Regions from separate parts of the Homo sapiens genome. Here region 1 is linked to region 2. The links are chromatin loops, found by intact Hi-C in ENCODE. Cell type or tissue: PC-9. All regions are shown on one strand. Links, peaks and the distances in the headings refer to the core of each region. The heading gives the core; the rest is flanking DNA. Region 1 overlaps MOGAT3 (monoacylglycerol O-acyltransferase 3). Region 2 holds the start of ACHE (acetylcholinesterase (Yt blood group)).

Region 1 (11,001 bases), core at 1,141-9,140, 290 kb after region 2:
TGCCCCCCGGGTTCAGGCCATCCTCCTGCCTCAGCTTTCCGAGTAGCTGAGATCACACTCAGCTAATTTTTTTGTATTTTTAGTAGAGATGGGGTTTCACCATGTTGGCCGGGCTCTCAAGTGATCTGCCCGCGTTGGCTTCCCGGTCTGTTTTTTTTTTTTTTTTTTTTGAGACAGAGTCTCCCTCTGTCCCTCTGTCCCCCAGGCTGGAGTGCCATGGTGGTGGGATCTCAGTTCATGGCAACCTCTGCCTCCCGGGTACAAGTAATTCTCCTGCCTTAGCTTCCCAAGTAGCTGGGATTACAGGCACCCACAACCACACCCAGCTTTTTTTTTTTTTTTTTTTTTTTTTTTAAGTAGAGATGGGGTTTCATCATGTTGATCTCACATGTTTCATCACATTTAGTAGAGACAGGGTTTCATCATGTTGATCATCACCTGATCTCAAGTGATCCGCCTATCTGGGCCTCCCAAAATGCTGGTATTACAGGCATGAGCCACTGTGCACCCTGATTCCTAGTATCCTAATCCCAAACCAATCCATAGCCCAGCCTCACACTATACTTCTGAAGGTTAGAAGTGTGACTAGCGTGCTTAGATGTACATGAAGTTTCACATCTGTGCTCCTCCAATTGTCAGCTTCCTCTTTCCCATGCACATAAACCAATACTGGCTACAAGGTCTGTTCATTTATTCAGCAAGCATTATTGTCATCTTCTCAGGGCCTGGTTAATTCCACTTCTTCTTACAAGTAGCTCACTTTAGCTGGCTGTTAAAAATACACTGTTTTGAGCCGGGCGCCGTGGCTCACGCCTGTAATCCCAGCACTTTGGGAGGCCGAGGCGGGCGGATCATGAGGTCAGGAGATCGAGACCATCCTGGCTAACACGGTGAAACCCCGTCTCTACTAAAAATACAAAAAATTAGCTGGGCGTGGTGGCAGGTGCCTGTAGTCCCAGCTACTCAGGAGGCTGAGGCAGGAGAATGGCGTGAACCCGGGAGGTGGAGCTTGCAGTGAGCCGAAATTGCACCATGGGACTCCAGCCTGGGCGACAGAGCGAGACTCGGTCTAAAAAAAAAAAAAAAAAAACCACTGTTTTATTTATTTATTTGTTTATTTTATTTTATTTTATTTTTGAGATGGAGTTTCACTCTTGTTGCCCAGGCTGGAGTGCAAATGGCGCTATCTTGGCCCACCACAACCTCCGCCTCCCGGGTTCAAGCAATTCTCCTCCCTCAGCCTCCTGAGTAGCTGGGACTACAGGCATGTGCCACCATGCCCAGCTAATTTTGAATTTTTAGTAGAGACAGGGTTTCTCCATGTTGATCAGGCTGGTCTCGAACTCCTGACCTCAGGTGATCCACCTGCCTCAGCCTCCCAAAGTGCTGGGATTACAGGTGTGAGCCACCATGCCTGGCCTAGGCTAGACCAGCCTGGGCAACATAGCAAGACTTTGTCTCTACAAAAAAATTTTAAAAGTAGCCAGGTGTGGTGGTGCACACCTGCAGTCCCAGCTACTCAGGAGGATGATGTGGGAGGATTGCTTGAGCCCAACAAGTCAAGGCTGCAGTGAGCCCTGATCGTGCCACTGCACACTGCAGCCTGGGTGACAGAGCGAGATCCTATCTAAAAAAAAAAAAAAAAAAAAAAAAAAAAGCCCAACACTTTTTTATCTGGAGAATATTTAACATACACAAAACCAGAGAGAATACATATTTCAAAGTATCACTTTGTATATGATAAATATATATAGTTTTAGCCAGGTGTGGTGGCTCATGTCTGTAATCCCAGCACTTTGGGAGGCTGAGGCGGGTGGATCACTCGAGACTAGCCTGGCCAACATGGTGAAACTCCATCTCTACTAAAAATACAAAAATTAGCTAGGCGTGGTGGGGCACACCTGTAATCCCAGCTACTTGGGAGGCTGAGGCAGGAGAATAGCTTGAACCTGGGAGGCGGAGGTTGCAGTGAAAATTTACAGAACAATCTCATTTCTTCCACAAATAAGTTGGAAGAAGAGACAGAGAGAGACGGAGAGGAAATCTACAGATTAAAAGAAAATTAAGGCTGGGCACGGTGGCTCACACCTGTAATCCCAGCACTTTGGGAGGCTGAGGCAGGCAGATTGCTTGAGATCAGGAGTTCGAGACCAGCCTGGCCAACATGGTGAAAACCCATCTCTACTGAAATTACAAAAATTAGCCCGGCTGGGCGCGGTGGCTTACGCCTGTAATCCCAGCATTTTGGGAGGCCAAGGCGGGTGGATCACGAGATCAGGAGTTCAAGATTATCCTGGCCAACATGGTGAAACCCCATCTCTACTAAAAATACAAAAATTAGCTGGGTGTGGTGGTGTGCGCCTGTAGTCTCAGCTACTCGGAAGGCTGAGGCCGGAGAATCGCTTGCACCCGGGAGGCGGAGGTTGCGGTGAGCCAAGTTTGGGCCATTGCACTCCAGCCTGGGCAACAGAGTGAGACTCCATCTCAAAAAAAAAAAAAAATTAGCCGGGCGTGGTGGCATACACCTATAATCCCAGGTACTCGGGAAATTGAGACAGGAGAATTGCTTGGACTCGGCAGGAGGAGGTTGCAGTGAGCCGAGATCCCACCATTGCACTCCAACCTGGGTAACAGAGCGAGATTCAGTGAAAAGACAGAAAGAAAGGAAAAAAGAAAAGAGAGAAAGAGAGGAAGGGGAGGGGAAGAAGGGAAGGAAGGAAAAAGGAAGGAAGGGAAAGAAAAAAAAAGAATCTTGTGGCCAAATGTGTGGGGGTTTTTTCCCCACACACCAAGTAAGCAATCAATTCTGCAGCCGGTGTCTTTCAACCCAGTTCAATCTGGACACTACCTGGAGGTAGTGATAGATCCCACGTGGAGGCTCAGTCCCACAAGACTGTCCCCCACTACCAATGCCACTCACAAGCCTCAGGTTATTCTACCTGCACGTCTGACTGACCGGCTATATACTGGGGGTCCCATGACCCCCTGTTGGGTTCAATTAATTTGCTAGCACGACTCACAGAACTCAGAGAATCACTCACTTATATTCACCTGTTTATTATAAAGGATATTACAAAGGTTACAGATGGGCCAGGTGTGGTGACTCATGCCTGTAATCTCAGCACTTTGGGAGGCTGAGGTGGGAGGACTGCTTGAGGCTAGGAGTTTGAGACCAGCCTGGGCAACATAGCAAGACTCCATCTCTAAAAATAAATAAATAAAATGAACAAACAAACAAACAAAAACAAAGGATACGGATCGGCCAGAGGCAGTGGCTCAAGTCTGTAATCCTAGCACTTTGGGAGGCCAAGGAGGAAGGATTACTTGAGCTCAGGAGTTCGAGACCAGCTTGTGCAACATGGTGAAACCCTGTCTGTACAAAAAATAATACAAAAAATTAGCCAGGCATGGTGGTGCACGCCTATAGTCCAGTCTACTTGACAGGTTGAAGCAGGAGGATCACTTAGGCCGGGGAGGCGGAGGTTGCAGTGAGCTGTGATGGTGCCACTGCACTCCAGCCTGAGAGACAGAGTGACAGCCTGTCTCAAAAACAAAAACAAACAAACAAAAACAGGGCTGGGCTCATGCCTGTAATCCCAGCCCTTTGGGAGACCAAGGCAGGAAGATCACTTGAGGCCAGGAGTTCAAGACCAGCCTGGCCAACATGGCCAAACCCCATCTCTATTAAAAATACAAAAATTAACCAGGCATGGTGGCACATGCCTGTAATCCCAGCTACTTGGGAGGCTGAGGCAGGAGGATTGCTTGAACCTGGGAGGTGGAGGCTGCATTTCAGCCCGGGTGACAGAGTGAGACCCTGTCTCAGAAAAAAGAAAACAAAACTATACAGATGAAGACATGCCTAGGGTGAGGCATGGGGAGTGGGGTTTGGAACTCCATGTCCTCCCAGAGTGCACCACCCTCCAAGAACCTCCACATTCTCACCTATCCAGAAGCTCTCCAAACCCAGTCCTCAGGTCTTTTACAGGGGCTTCCTTGGATAGGCATGATTGACACCAGTGTAGAAGTGTGATTGGAAGCTGGGGCGTGGTGGCTCACGCCTGTAATCCCAGCACTTTGGGAGGCCAAGGTGGGCGGATCACTAGAGGTCGGGAGTTCGAGACCAGCCTGACCAACATGGAGAAACCCTGTCTCTACTAAAAATACAAAATTAGCCAGGTGTGGTGGTGCATGCCTGTAATCCCAGCTACTCAGGAGGCTGAGGCAGGAGAATTGCTTGAACCTGGGAGGCAGAGGTTGTGGTGAGCCGAGATCGTGCCATTGCACTCCAGCCTAGGCAACAAGAGCAAAACTCTGTCTCAAAAAAAAAAAAAAATGTGATTGGACAAAAAGGGTACCACCTAATACTAACACACCGAGTGGGGAAGCCCAGCCAGGCCTGTCTGTTCAGATTCTCCTCGGCCTCTCTCTGTGTAGTGTTCCTTCCTCCAGGGGATGGGGCAGGACCCTTTCTGAAATGAGGGTCTCATGACCCACAAGCAGACAAGGTAGGTCAGAGCATCTCTTAATAACCAGCTTCAGACAGAACGGCGAGGGAAGAAGATTCCGTATATTTTTAGTTTCTATGGCCTGCCTAGGTGAGAAAAAGGAGCAGGAGAGAGGAGGCCAGGAGGAGGTCAGAGACAGACAGATTGTGTTTTCTGAAGCCTGCTTCTGAGGCCAAAAGTGCCCCCACGTTCTAACAAAAGACTGTCTTTCACTTTTATCGCTCTGAAGCTGTTCCGAAGTTGCTTCGGGAATTGAGGACATAGGCCAACTACTCTAACAAGAGAAGGGCCGATTGTTTTAGTTACTTAGGAAATAACAAGGGCTTTGGGAGTTATGAGCCAAGAACCTCGGACCTATATATAGGATCTATAAATGGATATATAGATAATAGCACAGTGCCATTAAAAAAGAGACCTGAGAGAGACCCTCCTCTCTTCTCCGTGTGAGGTTAGGGCAAGAAGATGACACACGTGATGAAGTGAACCCTCTCCAGACGACATTTCGGCTGGTGCTTTGATCTCGGACGTCCCAGATTCCAAAACTTTGAGAGCTATATATATATATTTTTGAGACGGAGTTTCGCTCTTGTTGTCCAGGCTGGAGTGCAATGGCACAATCTCGGCTCACTGCAACTTCTGCCTCTCGGGTTCAAGCGATTCTCCTGCCTCGGCCTCCTGAGTAGCTCGGATTACAGGCATGCACCACCACGCCCGGCTAATTCTGTATTTTTAGTAGAGACAGGGTTTTGCCATGTTGGTCAGCCTCTTCACTCTTGTTGGCTGGGCACGGTAGCTCACTCTTGTAATCCCAGCGCTTTGGGAGGCCGAGGTGGGATGATCACTCCAGCCCAGGAGTTCAAGACCAGCCTGGGCAACATGGTAGAACCACTGCGCTCCAGCCTGGGTGACAAAGCTAGATCCTGTGTCAAAAAAACAAAATAACAAAACAAACAAAAAAACACAGAAGGTCGTGACAGATTTTTTTTTTTTTTGAGATGGAGTCTCACTCTGTCATCCAGGCTGGAGTGCAGTGGCGCAATCTCTGCTCACTGCAACCTTCGCCTCCCGGGTTCAAGTGGTTCTCGGACCCCAGCCTCCCAAGTAGCTGGGATCAGGGGCACCTGTCACCATGCCCAGCTAATTTTTGTATTTTTAGTAAAGATGGGTTTTCACCATGTTGGCCAGGCTGGAGAAGGTCGTGATAGATCTTTAAGCAGAGCTATGGGGATGGCGAGGAGGGCCCTGGACCAGCCTGGCAGGTTGGCAGGTTGGGGAAGGTGTCTTGGAAATGGAACCTAAACTGAGTCTTGAAACTCCCCTTCCAGATAAGAGGTGCTGGGTCCCTCAGGTGGGAAGGGACAGCCTGAGTAAAGCCCAGGGCTGAAACACAGCCTGGTTTGCAAGAACAAGCAGTTCTGGGTCGTCTGCCCTGGGTGGGGCTGCACCTTGGACCCAGCCTGTAGGCAGAGGCTGGCTAGCCCCCGAGGACTTCAAGCAAGAGAGGGACAGATTTGCCTTCTGTGTAGAGACCGCCCTCTGGTGGCCACATGGAGGATGGCAGGAGAGAATGGCGCCGAAAGAAAAGCGGCAGGCTGAGCTCATAAAGCTGCGAATGCTGTTCCTTCTTCCTCTTTTTCAAAAGACGGATTTTGGGCCGGGCTTGGTGGCTCACGCCTGTAACCCCAGCACTTTGGGAGGCCGAGGCGAGCGGATCACGAGGTCAGGAGATCGAGACCATCCTGGCAAACACGGTGAAACCCCATCTCTACTAAAAAAAAAATACAAAAAATTAGCCAGGAGTGGTGGCAGACGCCTGTAGTCCCAGCTACTCGGGAGGCTGAGCCAGGAGAATGGCGTGAACCCGGGAGGCGGAGCTTGCAGTCAGCGGAGATCGCGCCACTGCACTCCAGCCTGGGCGACAGAGCGAGACTCCATCTCAAAAAACATAAATAAATAAATAAAATAAAATAAAATAAAAGACGGGTTTTGCTCTGTTGCCCAGGCTGGTGCTGTGGTGCAATCTTGGCTCAGCCTGTAACTCCTGGCCTCAAGCGATCCTCCCACCTTGGCTTCTCAAACTCTGGGATGACAGATGCATACTACCATACCCCGCCCATCCCCAGTGTCTGGAAAATGTGCCCACTGGAGAAATCTATTGGCCGGATTGTGACTGGTTGGATGCTCCCACGGCAGGAAAGGGGGAAGGACAAGTGGCCACGTCGAGGCCTGCCTGAACTCCAAGGGTATCCAGGCCGAGGTTGCTCAAACCCAGAGCTGATTTATTTTTATTTTTATTTGTTTTTATTTTTTGACACAGTCTTACTCTGTCGCCCAGGCTGGAGTGCAGCGGTGCAATCTCGGCTCACTGCAACCTCCGCCTCCGGGTTCAAGCGATTCTCCTGCCTCAATCTCTGGAGTAGTTGGGATTACAGACACCTGCCACTACGCCCAGCTAATTTTTGTATTTTTGGTAGAGACGGGGTTCACTATGTTGGCCAGGCTGGTCTTGAACTCCTGGTCTTAGGTGATCCTCCTGCCTCGGCCTCCTAAAGTGCTGGGCTTACAGGCATGAGCCACCATGCCTGGCCTGAACGAAACATTTCTATGCTCCAACTTAAAATGAATGTAGAACTTATTATCTGAGAATGACCCAGGGAAGTCATGGGACTGCCCATATTTTCATGCAATAAAGGGAAAATTCTTCCCACAAATAAATTTTATAGGACGGTAGAAGCAAATATAGGGCATTCCAATTACATTTCAATGAGTTATTCTTGATGAAGTCCTGGATACACAAAGCCAGCCAGCAAATAGGATTGACCAAAGTCAGAGGATGCTGTGACCACCCCAGGGCTCTTTTTGTTTGTCTGTTTGAGACGGGTCTCGCTTCGTTACCCAGGCTGGAGTGCCGTGGCACGATCTCGGCTCACTGCACCCTTGACCTCCTAGGCTTAAGAGAGTCTCCCACCTCTACCTCCCAAGTAGCTGGGATGACAATCATAAGCCACCACACCTGGCTAATTTCTAGAATTTTTTTTTTCATTTTTTTCATTTTTTTTTCTTTTTAGCCGGAGTTTCACTCTTGTTGCCCAGGCTGGAGTGCAATGGTGCGATCTTGGCTCAACACAACCTCCGCCTCCCGTGTTCAAGCAATTCTCCTGCCTCAGCCTCCTGAGTAGCTGGGTCTACAGGAGAGCACCACCACGCCCAGCTAATTTTTGTATTTTTAGTAGAGACGGGGTTTCACCATGTTGGCCATGATGGTCTTGATCTCTTGACCTCGTGATCCACCTGCCTCAGCCTCCCAAAGTGCTGGGATTATAGGTGTGAGCCACAGCAGCCGGCCATAGGACATAAGCTTTTTTTTTTTTTTTTTTTTTTGAGACGGAGTCTGGCTCTGTCTCCCATGTTGGAGTGCAGTGGCACAATCTCGGTTCACTGCAAGCTCCGCCTCACGGGTTCACGCCATTCTCCTGCCTCAACCTCTCAGTAGCTGGGACTACAGGCGCCCGCCACCATGCCTGGTTAAGTTTTTGTATTTTTAGTAGAGACGGGGTTTCACCTTGTTAGCCAGGATGGTCTCGATCTCCTGACCTCGTGATCCGCCCGCCTCAGCCTCCCAAAGTGCTGGGATTACAGGCGTGAGCCACCGCGCCCAGCCTCAGCTGTGTTCTTAACTCTATTTTTCCTTCACTGGGGATGGTACCATTTCCCCGTCCTGTTAAGTGCCCTTGACTGCTCTTACCTTTAGCTCTTGGAATTCCGCCATCTACCCTAACTTCACCTCCATCTAAATCCTGCTCACTCTTCAAAGCCTGCCTCTCCACGCATCCTCCCTCCTAACTCCATCCCAATGCCCAACAGCTCTTTGCTAAGCAGATGCCTTTATTTACAGACAAAGAAGTAAACAGGCAAAAGGAAGAGGCTTGTCCAAGGTCATGCCACAGACTGAACTCTCACTGGGAGGACAGTTCAGGGTCCTGATACCCAATCTAAGGCAGCAGCTTTGTAGCACATCAGGATGGGGGCAGGTCATGCCTGGCCATGTTCACTTCCAGAACGATTATAGCTTTAACAACATTTTTTTTTTTTTGAGATGGAATCTCGCTCTGTTGCCCAGACTGGAGTGCAGTGGTGTGATCTCGGCTCACTGCAACCTCTGCCTCCTGGGTTCAAGCGATTCTCCTGCCTCAGCCTCCGGAGTAGCTGGGATTATAGGCATGAGCCACCATGCCCGGCTAATTTTTGTAGTTTTAGTAGAGAGGGGGTTTTGCCATTTTGGCCAGGCTGGTCTTGAACTCCTGACCTCAGTTGATCCACCTGCCTCGGCTTCCCAAAGTGTTGGGATTATGGGCATGAGCCACCACGCCCAGCCTACTACAGCTTTAACAGTCTTTTTTTTTTTTTTTTTTTTTTTTTTGAGATTGAGTCTCGCTGTGTTGCCCAGGCTGGAGTACTGTGGTGTGATCTCAGCTCACTGCAACCTCCGCCTCCTGGGTTTAAGCAAGTCTCCTGCCTCAGCCTCCCAAATAGCTGGGATTACAGGCACATGCCACCATGCCCGGCTAATTAACAACATTATTTTTTAATTTTTGTAGAAATGAAGTCTCACTGTGTTGCCCAGGCTGGTCTTCAACTCCTGGGCTCAAACGATCCTCCCACCTTGGCCTCCCAAAGTGCTGGGATTACAGGCATGAGGCACTGCGCTGGGCCCAGAACTACCTTTTATTGGAGGCATGGAGTCCACAGTGGGTGGAGGTCTCAGTGCCTTGGGCTCAGGGGCTCAGCGAAAGGCCGCGGCCAGGCCTAGATGAAGGTGAGGCAGGTGGAAGCGGGGACCCCACAGCTTTCCTTGTGCTCCTCGAAGAGCTGCTCCAGGGCCGTCATGTAGAGGGCGTGATAGTGATTGACTTCCTCCTCGGTGGGGTGGAGGCGCTGGGGGACGGGGATGGGGCGGCCCACTGCAGGGAGAGGGAGACAGGTGGGCGAGGGATCCCTGATGCCCACGCAGCTGCTGGTGGCCGTCCCCCCGGAGGTGGGCACTCACCCACAGTGGTGATGGGCACAGCAAAGGGCAGCAGGCCCCAGGAGGTGGCTGAGAAGAGACCGCGACCCCAGAAGATGCAAGGAGAGAAGCCCATGAGCTTCTTGAAGGTGAGCTGGCACCAATGCTGCCAGGAGCCTGTGGCAAAAGCCTTAAGTCTAAAGATGTCATTCTCCCCAAAGGAGTACACGGGCACCAGGGACGCCCTGGGAAGGAGCAAGAGAGAAGAGGGGGCTCAGGCTGCTGGACTGCTCCGAGATGGGCACCCCCAGGGGCTACAAGTCCTTCCCACTACGTCCAGATGCTACCTCCCAGGGTCATTCAAAGCACATGACTATGGCTACAAAGAAAGATCTAGAAGACAGGACTCGCATTTCTTTCTCTTTCTTTTTCTTTGTTTTAGAGAGAGGGTCTTGTAACCACACCTGTAATCCCAGCATTTTGGGAGGCCACGGTGGGAGGATCATTTGAGGTCAGGAGTTGGAGACCAGCCTGGCCAACATGGTGAAACCCCCGTCTCTGCAAAAACATAAAAATTAGCCAGGTGTGGAAGTGGGTACCTGTAATTCCAGCTACTACAGAGGCTGAGGCACAAGAATCGCTTGAACCTGGGAGGCAGAGGTTGCAGTGAGCTAAGATCACACCACTGCACTTCAGTCTGGGTGACAGAGTGAGACTTTGTCTCAAAAAATAAATAGGCTGGGTGCGGTGGCTCATGCCTGTAATCCCAATACCTTGGAAGGCTGAGGTGGGTGGATCACCTGAGGTCAGGAGTTCGAGACCACCCTGACCAATATGGTGAAACCCCATCTCTACTAAAAATACAAAAATTAGCCAGACGTGGTGACGTGCACCTGTAGTCCCAGGTACTTCAGAGGCTTGAACTCGGGAGGTGGAGGTTGCAGCGAGCCGAGATCACACCACTGCACTCCAGCCTGGGTGACAGAGCAAGACTCCATCTCCAAAAATTAAAAATTAGAAAATTTTAAAAAATAAATAATTTAAAAAATTTTAAAAGAGACAAGGCCTTGCTCTCTTGCCCAGGCTGGAGGGCAGTGGTGCAATCATAGCTCACTGCAGCCTCAACCTTCTCCGCTCAAGCCATCCTCCCACCTCAGCCTCCCGAATAGCTGAAACTTCGGGCGTGCACTACCACACTTGGCTAATTTATTTTATTTTATTTTTGTAGAGATGATGTCTCCCTATGTTGCCCAGGCTGGTCTTGAACTCCTGGCTTCAAGTGATCTTCCTGCCTTGGCCTCCCAAAGCACTGGGATTGCAAGTGTGAACCACCACGCCCAGCCGGGACTCACATTTCTTGAGACACAGTTGTGTAGTGGGCCTTCTCATAGTCATTTTCTCATTCGGTCTTTGCAATAACAACATCGTGGCAAGGTAGGTATCAGCCCTCTTCGCAAGTAAAGAAACAAGTCCGGCCGGGCACGGTGG
Region 2 (10,861 bases), core at 1-8,000:
CCCGGCCCTCAGCCCCCACTCCTCCACCCAGGAGCCAGAGGAGGAGGAGAAGGAGTGGGGAAGCCAGGGAAGGCGTGTGCAGCAGACACTGCGGGGGCCTCATGGCTGCAGGGCAGGCGGCGTCTGCTGGGAGAAAGAAAGGGAAAGGGTGAAGGGTCGGTCGAGAAGCCAGGAGGGAGGAGATTAGGGCACTGTCGGCCCAAGGGTTATCGCTCAGCTGCAGAGGAGGTGGGGCAGGTTGGCAAAGATGAGGGGAGAGAGGGAGGGAGGGAAGGAGACAGGCAGAGACAAGGACACAGGCCAGCGGGCAGGAGGGGAAAGAGATCAGGCAGACACCCATATCCAGACAAATGCAGGGAACAGAGAGGAGCACCCTCTCTGCTCCGCAGGGGTCCACTGCCCTCACCTCTTCCCGGAACTGGGCCGGGCCCAGCTCGTGCAGTGAGGGCACCAGAAGCCTCAGTCCACGAACAGGCCACCCGACAGGGCGCGGCCTCACGGACGGGCAGCGCCGCTGGGGGAGCTTGCGGCGGCCTGAAGCGCAGCCCCGCTCTCCTGGGTCGGCCAGACCCGGGGCCCTGGGGGGCGGTGGGCTGGGCATTCAGGGTGTGGAAGCCTCAGGTCCCGGGGTCCCCCAAATCCTGCCTAGTCCACTCCCCACCCAACCCTGCCCCTTCTCATCCAATGTCTGGCACCGAGCGCTGATGCCCGCGGGTTCCCATCAGCTGCGCACGCTCCCAGCCCAGCCCCAGCAAACAGGCTCGCCAGCCCGCGTCCCCCAGGACTCGAGAGCCCCCCATCCGTCTGAAGCTGCCGTGCACGCCGCCGCCGGCGGAGGGCAGTAGAGACCGAGAAAAGGTCGGCGCTCCCCGCCCCGAGCCAGGAGCCGGGAACTTGGGGAGGGGGCCTGGGGGCTCGAGGGCCTTGCAGAGCCGCCTGAAGGGCGAGCCGGGACGCCTGCGTTCCCGGGACTCCGGAGATCCCCGGCTGCAGGGGCGGGGGCGCTATTTTGGGGGCAGCAGCTGCTACGGTTCCGGCATCTCCAGCCAAAGGATCAAAATTCCCCGGGTGGGAACTCCCCCCTCTCCCGCCGGTCACTCCTAGCCCAGCCCCCGCCGCCCTGAGCGGGGGGTGGTGGTGCTGCTGGAGATTAACTAGGAAACCCGAGTGGCGCTAATTATAACTCGGGGCTTCCGCCGAGCCTCCCCTTCCCAAAAAATAGAGATGGAGTCTCCGCGGGAGGGGGCGTCCTGGGCCTCGGAGGGGGCCTCTGCGGGGCGCTGCGCAGGGGCGCTGGCTTGTGGCCCTGGGGATGGGGGTGCCCAGCCCGGCGCCGGGAACCTGCGCAGCTCGGGTACCGCCCCAATTAGGGGGTGTCTTCCAGTGGCCCCGGACTAGGGAGCGATCGGGGAAGGGGTGCTCGGGGGTCCCCGCGGGAATCGGAGCGCAGAGGCGGCGGCCGTTCCCGCGGGCTCGGGCTCCTGCGTGGGCGTCGGTGAGTGTGAGGCGGCCGGGGAAGAGTTCCGGACGAGTGCGGGGCAGCGGAGGGCGGCGCGGGGCAGGCCCGGGGAAGCGGGAGCCGTCCCGTTAGGGGGGCCTGGACCCCTCGGGGAGCGCACGGTGCCCCGGACCCGGGCCTTAAGGAGAGTCCCGGGCGGGGAGGGAGACTCACCTGAGGCGGCCGAGCCGGGCCGGGCCGGGCCGCGCCGGGAGCTGGAGGCGGCCGATGTTCCCCGGCGCAGGCTGAGCCGACTCTGACAGCCGCCGCCTCCGGCCCCCCGCACACACCCCCTCCGGGCCTCACAGCGCCCCCGCCCGCCCCCGCCCACTGTCTCCGCCCCCGCCCCTCCCCGCTCTCCCGGGTGGCCACCTCCCCTCTCTCTCCCTCCCTTGGAGCCGAGACCCGGAGACCCCGGGGCCCAGACGCACTCCAGTGCCAGACGCCGACCGACGACAGAGCGCAGTGACAGACGCGACCCAAAGACCTGCAGCGGCGGAGTAGACACCCACGTGACAGACAGACGGACAGAAGCCCGTGGAGACAGACACGCGCAGACGGACGACCTCATGCAGTGACAGGCACAGACAAACGCAGGGACGACTTTCACAGACGGACGGACACACTTGGACACCCTGTCGGTCTCGCTCGAGGCTGGTGAAGTTAGCGCAAGGCCAAGGGGTCATGCATCCCCGGCCACGACACAGACGGGTGGCATGGGAGGAGAGGCATGTGGGAGTGTGGCAGAGTACCGTCCCCTTAGGGGTCCAGGTGGCACGGGTGCAGAAAAGGTGACGTGGGACACTCCTGGGGATGAAAGGACACCTGTGGGAATGGAGATGTAAAATGGGATCGCTAGTGGAAATGAGGTGGGAGGGCATGGAGACAGGAGACCCCTGGGGGAGGAAGGGGTGACTTGGGACACCTGAGAAGGCAGGACAGCGTGGTAGCACGCGCAAGGCTGCTGGGCGAGGCCGCACTCCGCGGCGGCAGTGGAAACTTCTGGAACCCCCGCGGGTGGGTCTGTGCTGGTTCCCTGACGGGTGACTTCGGACTTTCGTCACCAGGGTCCGGTCGGGGCATGACATCACCAGGCCTAGCATTCATTGGCCACGCGGCTGGCAGGTGGGAGCGGCCTGGCTCGGGCGCCCCCAGCCTGCTCCGAGGGGCCTGACCCGCGCAGATTGCCCCCCGCCCCGCCCTCCAGGAGTTCACCCGTGTGGACAGGGCTGCTGCAGCGGGGTCCCCACGACCGAGGTGCATGCGGCAATACCGCGCGGCGCCTGCTTCCTGGAGGCGGCCGGCTCAGGAGCCCCCGAGACCCCGCGTGGGAGAGCGGCCGGCGCAGGCCAGCGTCGGGCGTGCGTGCGCGCGCGCGGCGGTGCGGGGCGCGGCGTGGGGTGGGCGCGTGCGCACACGCTCGCTCTAACCGCCGCGCGCCCCGCAGCGCCCCGCAGCGCCTCGGGCACGCGGGCGCCGCCGCCAGGGACCGCGGGCACCGGGTTGCGGGGCCTCGCAGGGGTTGAATCCGGAGTCTTGCCAGTCCCTGGGCCGCGCGGTTCCCGGCTCTCCAAGCTGGGCGGGCCCCACGCCCGCTCGCCCCACGGGAACCGGGTCCCGCAGGCACGGTCACCCGCGCTCCGCTCGCTGGAGACGGCCGCCAGGTGGCGCAAAAAGCAGCCACTCGGGCCTCGGAGACTGGGCTGGGTTGGGGGTGTTGGGGAGGTGAACCCCTCGCCATCTGTGCCCACTGTCTCCGGCTTTCCCCGCCCCAATCTCAGGCAACCCCAAATCCCCTGCCTGGACACCGAGGCTCCTTGTATCCGGCCTTCAGCGTTCTGGCCGCACTAGTTGAAGGCTCCTCACTGGCCAGACCATGTGCCCTAGTTGAGATCCCTGAAGAGCAGATGTAAGGGCTGTGCATGGGGGAGGGGACAGGAGGGTGGATGGTGGGTGTTGCTGCGGGGGGAATGAATCTGAGGCAGGTTTCTAAGCGTGGTAATTATGAATTATTAAAATGATGGGGCCGCGTGTGGCCCCTAGTGCGGTGCCTGTAATCCCAGCACTCTGGGAGGCCGAGACAGGAGGATCGCTTCAGTCCAGGAGTTGGAGACTAGCCTGGGCAACATAGCGAGACTCCCTTCTCCGCAAAAAAATAAAATGATGGAAACAAACTGTGAACGAGTGCTCTGAGGCCTGCCCCAGTCCTGAGGCTTTAGGGATTTTTGGCCCTGCTAGTGATGAAGGCTTGCCCCTGTCACCCTCCAGACGAACTGTGCCACGCAGGTGTCACCTAACCTCTGTCGTCACGAGTTTCTAGGCCTGTACAATGAAGATAGGGAGGGCAGGGATAGTTTATCACCAGGGTTATCATTTCCTGGAACTATCCCTCTTTTCACCTTGAGCTCTCAGCAACCGTTGTCAACACAGGCACCTAACCTGTCAAGCCAGGAGGCGTTTCCCTACATAGTCTAGCATAGTAAACTCCCCACCCTCCACAGCTGTCACTGCAGGGATGTCCTTGATTTTTCCCATTTCTTCTCTCACCATTTCTGTTTATCCAGGAATGAGCCTTGCTTCTACTACCAGTTCTGCCAATTCAGAGAATTTCCCTACCCCTCTTTTATCTCTGTCTCCCACCTTGGAAGGAAGCGCCATTTTTTTTTTTTAGACAGAGTCTCGCTCTGTCGCCCAGGCTAGAGTGTAGAGATGATGCCATCTCAGCTCGCTGCAACCTCTGCCTCCTGGGCTCAAGGATTCTCCTTTCCCAGCCTCCTGAGTAGCTGGGACTAGAGGCGCCTGCCACCACACCTGGCTAATTTTTGTATATTTAGCAGAGGTGGGGTTTCACCATGTTGGCCAGGCTGGTCTCGAACTCCTGACCTCAGGTGATCCTCCTGCCTCAGCCTCCCAAAGTGTTGGGATTACAGGCATGAGCTGCCATGCCTGGCAGGGAACCCCACTTCTATTACAGACCTTGATCCACATCTTCTAACACAAAAGATTCTTATTTCCTCTATTTATTGGTTAATATTCAATTCAGCTGTATGAGACCAAAAACCAAATAATGGCTTTAACAAGATATAATAGAGGCCGGGCATGGTGGCTCATGCCTGTTGTAATCCCAGTATTTTGGGAGGCTGAGGCAGGCAGATCACCTGAGGTTGGGAGTTCAAGACCAGCCTGACCAACATGGAGAAACCCTGTCTCTACTAAAAATACAAAAAAATTAGCTGGGCATGGTGGCCCATGCTTGTAATCCCAGCTACTCAGGAGGCTGAGGCAGGAGAATCGCTTGAACCCAGGAGGTGGAGGGTGCAGTGAGCGGAAATCATGCCATTGTACTCCAGCCTGGGCAACAAGAGCGAAACTCTGTCTCAAAAAAAAAAAAAAATAATAGAAATGTATTTCTTGGGCCAGGTGCAGTGACTGTCGTCCCAGAACTTTGGGAGGACAAGGAGAGAGGATCACTTGAGGCCAGGAGTATGAGGCCAGCATGGCCAATGTGGTGAGACCCTGTCTCTACAAAAAATAAAAATAATTAGCTGGGTGTGGTGGTGCATACTTATAGTTCTAGCTACTTGGGAGGCTGAGGCAGGAGGATCACTTGAGGCCAGGAGTTTGAGACCAGCCTGGGCAACATGGTAAAACCTTGTCTGTACTAAAAATACAAAAATTAGCTTGGTATGGTGGTGCGTGCGTGTACTCCTAGCTACTTGGGAGGCTGAGGCACAAGAATTGCTTGAACCTGGGAGGCGGAGATTGCAGTGGGCCAAGATCTCGCCACTGCACTCCAGCTTGGGTGACAGAGGGAGACTCTGTCTTAAAAAAAAAAAAAAAGAGACCTAGAAATGAGTCTTGCAGGGTTGGCATGGTGCCCTCAATGTCAGGGTCCAGGCTTCTTTACACGGAACCCTGTTGCTCCTTGCACAGTATCTTGTTACTGCACCATCTTCAGCATGTGACTTCTACCGCATGGCATAGAATGGCTGCTGGAACATCAGCCATCACATCTACATTCCAGCCAGCAGGAAGGAGGAGGGGCTGAAGAACAGTATCTCCTATTTATTTATTTATTTGACAGAGTCTCACTCTGTCGCCCCAGGCTGGAGTGCAGTGGCACTCGGCTCACTGCAACCTCCACTTCCCAGGTTCAAGTGATTCTCCCACCTCAGCCTCCTGAGTAGCTGGGATTACAGGTGCGCACCACCATGCCTGGTTAATTTTTTGTATTTTTAGTAGAGATGAGATTGCACCATGTTGGCCAGGCTGGTCTCAAACTCCTGGCCTTAAGTGATCCACCTGCCTCAGCCTCCCAAAGTGCTGGGATTACAGGCCTGAGCAACCATATCCGGCCGAACTCTTCCTTTAATGATGAGCCTTTGCCCAACCCCCCATTAATCGAGATTGTAACCTGGCAGAATTGGGAGCCTGAGGCCACACAAAGGACTTTCCTCCCTCTACCCACCCCTTCCTATGTCCCCTACTTAATGTTGGGCCAGCCTTCCTGCTGGATCCAAGTTACGTCATCCTACACAGGATAGGATGATTTCTCTTTGCGGCTTATCCATCCTTTTTACCCTTTTCTCTCTTGCTAGTTATGAGCATTTCACACATTTTTTATAGCTTGTCTCTACAAAGTCTTACTTTATTTTCACAATTTTGTTATTTATTTAACGAGTATACAGTATTTCCCATGCAATTCGCCAAATAACCTTTTGCTTAGTTTAGCCTCTTTTCTGGCCGGGGGTAGAGTGGAGTGCGGGTGGCATACCCTTGTGCTCAGAATTTTTTTTTTTTTGGTCTCATTCTGTCACCCGGGGTTGGAGTGAAATGGTGTGATCATATCTCATTGCAGCCTTGAAGTCCTGGGCTCAAGCAGTAACCCTCCTTCAGCCTTCTGAATAGCTGGGACCACAGGTGGCACCACCATGCCCAGCTAATTTTTAAATATTTTATTAATTTGTAGAGACGGGGTCTTGCTATGTTGCCCAGGCTGGTCTTGAACTCCTGGGCTCAAGCGATCCTCCCACCTCTGCCTCCCAAAGTGCTGGGATTATAGGTGTGAGCCACTGCGCCCGGCCATCAGAACTGATCAGTACTTTTCTTGGCATTCCTTTTTGCCCATGAACTTGAGTGCTTCTGAAAGGAGTGAAATATGCAATTTAATTCACCAGTAGTACATTGAACGCCATGTTGCCACTCATCTTCCCTGGTATGACCTGACATCCATCTGACATGGTCCCTGGCATGCTGGTCCAACTGGCTGTCAGTTCCTGGTCTCACAGGTTCCAGCCAACCCTGACTCGGTTTTCAGTTTAAATGTTAGCAGTGCATCTTGAATGGCTTCTTGGAAATAGCTGGTGAGGTTACACTAGGTGCTATAGATGTTTGACACCCAGAGAGCTCCTGGTCACTCCTGGCTGCCCTGCAGGTATCAAGTGGCCAAGTGAGAGCTGTGCCGGAAGCACAGGTTCCATAGATGACCTTGGCTGGGGTTTCCAGGGACACTGAGTATTTAACACAAGATTGGTGCAGAAGTGAGGAGGACTGGTTTGGGATTCTGCCACCTGGCTTGGGGACAGTGCAGGCTGGCTGTGAGGTTGGCCCAGTGGTCAGCTGGATCCCTTAAATGTCCACAACACTGGGGACAACAGGGTGGAGTGGAAGAGTAGCCCAGATCCAATGTTGCTTTCACAGTAGCATGTATGGGGAAGAAGAGCTTGTTTGCCAGCCGCTTCCTGAATGCTTTGCTAAATATCATTTCATTTAATTCTCACTTGTAGCATTCAAATGGGGTAGGCTGTATTTTCTTTGCCTTTTTTTTTTTTTTTTTTAGACGAAGTCTCGCTTTTGTTGCCCAGGCTGGAGTGCAATGGCATGATCTTGGCTCATTGCAACCTCTGCCTCCCGGGTTCAAGTGATTCTCCTGCCTCAGCCTCCCGAGTAGCTGGGATTATAGGTGCATACCACCACGCCCGGCTAATTTTTTGTATTTTAAGTAGAGACGGGGTTTCACCATGTTGGCCAGGCTGGTCTCGAACTCCTGACCTCAGGTGATCCGCCCGCCTCGGCCTCGCAAAGTGTTGGGATTACGGGCGTGAGCCACTGCGCCCAGCCCCAGTGGGTAGGCTGTATTTTCATTACAATTTTTTTTTTTTTTTTGAGATAGAGTCTCACTCTGTCACCCAGGCTGGAGTACAATGGTGTGATCTCGGCTCACTACCTCCTGGGTTCAAGCGATTCTCCTGTCTCAGCCTCCTGAGTAGCTGGGATTACAGGCGCATGCCATCACGCCCAGCTAATTTTTGCATTTTGAGTAGTAACGGGGTTTCACCCTGTTGGCCAGGCTGGTCTCCAACTCCTGACCTCAGCTGATCCACCTGCCTTGGCCTCCCAAAGTGCTGAGATTATGAGCATAAGCCACCACACCCAGGCTATTTTTAGTACAATTTAACAGCTGGGAAACTGAAACTGATGCCCAGAGGCATTAACATACAGGTAATCATACAGAGGTTGTTTCGTTTCATCAGCTGGTAAATTGCAGGCTTTGGACTTTGGGTGAGAACTCTGACCTGGATGGGCTGGGCTGTTTTGCAGCGACTCTCTCCTGTAACTTCTGGAAAATCAAGTAGAGTCTCTCAGGCCCTCCTGGCCCCTCCCTTCCAAGGAGAGAGGTGTGGGGTGTGTGCATTGTTGCGGGGTGGGGGTCCCTGCCCAAGTCCCTGTGCTTCCTGGGAGATGATTATCTTCTGCCTCCCATTCTCCCCCAAGTTCTTCCTCCTCTTTTTTTTTTTTTTTTGAGACAGAGTCTCACTCTATTGCCCAGGCTGGAGTTCAGTGGTGCGATTTCCCCTCATTGCAACTTCTGCCTCCCGGGTTCAAGCGAATCTCCTGCCTCAGCCTCCTGAGTAGCTGGGATTACAGACGCGTGCCACCACACCCAGCTCATTTTTGTATTTTTAGTAGAGACGGGGTTTTACCATGTTGGCCGGGCTGGTCTTGAACTCCTGACCTTGTGGTCTGCCTGCCTCGGCCTCCCAAAGTGTTGGGATTACAGGCATGAGCCACTGCGCCCGGCCCGAGTTTAAATATTGAGATGACAATTACTTCCTAGCCCCTCTCTGCGCCTGCCCTGTCTCCCTACCCTTCCTCTCCCTAACTGACTTAGAGACTGGGGCTCTGCCACAGGGGAGGGTGGGGAACCCTGGGGTCCTAGAGTGGTGGCATGTGGGCAGTGGCAGGTGCTTCCTCCCCTCCTCACTAGAGAGGTGCCCAGCAGGGCCAGGGTCGGGGCTGGGGCTGTGCTGGGAAGCTTTGGGCCATTGACACATGGGAGCTACAGCAGAAAATGGATCAGCTCAGAACATCTGGGGGCTCTCTGCATCTAGGGCGGGACTCCTCCTCCTTTATTTTTAAATTTTTAATTTTTAAAAAAGAGATGGGGGTCTCACTCTGTCACCCAGGCTGGAGTGTAGTGGTGCGATTGTAGCTCACCGTAGCCTTGACCTCTTGGGCTCAAAGGATCCTCTCACCTCAGCCTCCTGAGTAGCTGGGACTACAGACCCATGCCACCAAGCTTGGCTATTTTTTTTTTTTTTGGATAGATACAGGGTTTCGCTATGTTGCCCAGGCTGGCCTTGAACTCCTGGGCTTGAGCGATCCTCCTGCCTTCAGCCTCCTGAGTAGCTGGAATCGATTACAGGTGTGAGCCACCGCGCCTGGCTTCCCTACTTTCATTCAGTTGTGACACCCTCCCATCCTCGTCCTGGGCGCACTTAACAAATGTCTGTGCTGCAGGCAACAGTGATGGCGGGAAATGAGAGGGGAAAGATCTTAGATGAGTGGGGAGAAGTTATTTCCTGGCTGGGGAATATCCTTTTTTAAGTTACATTTTGGGCCAGGCACAGTGGCTCATGCCTTTAATCCCTGTACTTCGGGAGGCCGAGGTGGGTGGATCGTTTGAGCCCAGGAGTTTGAGATCAGCCTGGGCAACATAGGGAGACCCCCTTCTCTACCAAAAATACAAAAATTAGCTGGGTGCGGCGGTGCGTGGCTGTGGTCCCAGCTACTCAGGAGGCTGAGGTGGGAGGATGGCTTGGGCCTAGGAAGTCAAGGCTGCAGTGAGCTGAGATCGTGCCACTGCACTCCAGCCTAGGGGATAAAGGGAAACCCTGTCCTAAAAAAAAAAAAAAAAAAGTTATATTTTATTTATTTGGACAGTTAGTGAATTCATAAAATTGAAAACGTATAAAGTGAAAAGTTCTCCTCTTCCCTGCCTTCCTCGACCCAGTATTCATTCCTAAAGCAGTGTTAACTGTGGTCCTATATTGCATATATTACCCACTTTTTTTCTTCATTTTTTTCTGTAGCCCAAACAGGTACATGCATATATCATCAACAGGTATTTTTCTGCCCTGAATCCATGTTTTTACATAATTGTAGCATCCTTTACACACTCTTCTGTACTTGACTTAAAAAAAAAAGAAAGAAACCTAGCTAACAGTGTATCTTAAGGATAGTTCCAGATTTGTACATCATAGACTTTCTCATTTTTTTTTTTTTTTAGACGGAGTTTAGCTCTGTCACCCAGGCTGGAGTGCAGTGGCGTGATCTCCAATCACTGTAACCTCCGCCCCCCAGAGTTCAAGCGATTCTCCTGCCTCAGCCTCCCAAGTAGCTGGGATTACAGGCGCCTGCCACCACACCTGGCTAATTTTTCCATTTTTAGTAGAGGCAGGGTTTCTGCATATTGGCCAGGCTGGTCTTGAACTCCTGACCTCAAGTGATCCACCTGCCTTGGCTTCCCAAAGTGCTAGGATTACAGGCATAAGCCACCACACCTGGCCCTCATTCTTTATTTTTTGCCTGTTTAATGAAAAGCTGCATACTTTATATTGCATGAAAGTAACATAATTTTATTTATTTATTTATTTATTTGGAAACGGAGTTTTGCTCTTGTTGCCCAGGCTGGAGTGCGATGGTGCGATCTCAGTTCACCACAACCTGCGCCTCCCAGGTTCAAGCGAGTCTCCTGCCTCAGCCTCCTGAGTAGCTGGGATTACAGGCATGTGCCACCACTCTCGGCTAATTTTTTATTTTTAGTAGAGACGGGGTTTCTCCATGTTGGTCAGGCTGGTCTCGAGCTCCCGACCTCAGGTGATCTGCACGCCTTGGCCTCCCAAAGTGCTGGGATTACAGGCATGAGCCACCTTGCCCAGTTGAAAGTAACATAATTTAATTTGTCCCCTACTGATGAGCATTTAAGTTGCTTTCAGTTACTTGCTATTACAAACTTAGTGCACAAATAATTTTGCAGTGTTGCAAGTATATCCCTGGGATAAATTCCTCAACATGTATTAC

What was found. Hi-C counts contacts between places; a loop is a spot of excess contacts. Peaks named below come from ENCODE experiments on the same cell type or tissue, not always from the same donor. Only the 100,000 strongest peaks of a DNase experiment are listed, where the experiment ranks them.
Region 1: a loop joins it to region 2, with 11 times the contacts of the local background. A loop is called at or near these places in 8 of 110 quality-filtered maps.

The regions. Positions count from the first base shown.
Region 1 is chr7:101,186,632-101,197,632 of GRCh38, forward strand. MOGAT3 (monoacylglycerol O-acyltransferase 3) reads right to left here. Exons shown (of 7, transcript NM_178176.4): 6 at 9,556-9,758; 7 at 8,376-9,469. The coding sequence ends at 9,315. Among named protein-coding and RNA genes, the nearest start is that of MOGAT3, 8.9 kb to the right of the region's middle. RefSeq lists an enhancer at 9,040-9,540. In PC-9, for the core only: a CTCF peak has its summit at 6,040 (motif pointing left); a DNase peak (open chromatin) is centred at 6,050.
Region 2 is chr7:100,894,130-100,904,990 of GRCh38, forward strand. ACHE (acetylcholinesterase (Yt blood group)) reads right to left here and starts at 1,759. Exons shown (of 5, transcript NM_000665.5): 1 at 1,673-1,759; 2 at 1-123. The coding sequence starts at 103. RefSeq lists silencers at 1,551-1,600, 1,661-1,810, 3,033-3,112 and an enhancer at 1,576-2,196. In PC-9, for the core only: CTCF peaks have their summits at 837 (motif pointing right), 1,044, 3,194 (motif pointing right) and 3,393; no DNase peak of the experiment used is centred there; H3K4me3 peaks cover 489 bases; H3K27me3 peaks cover 1,146 bases.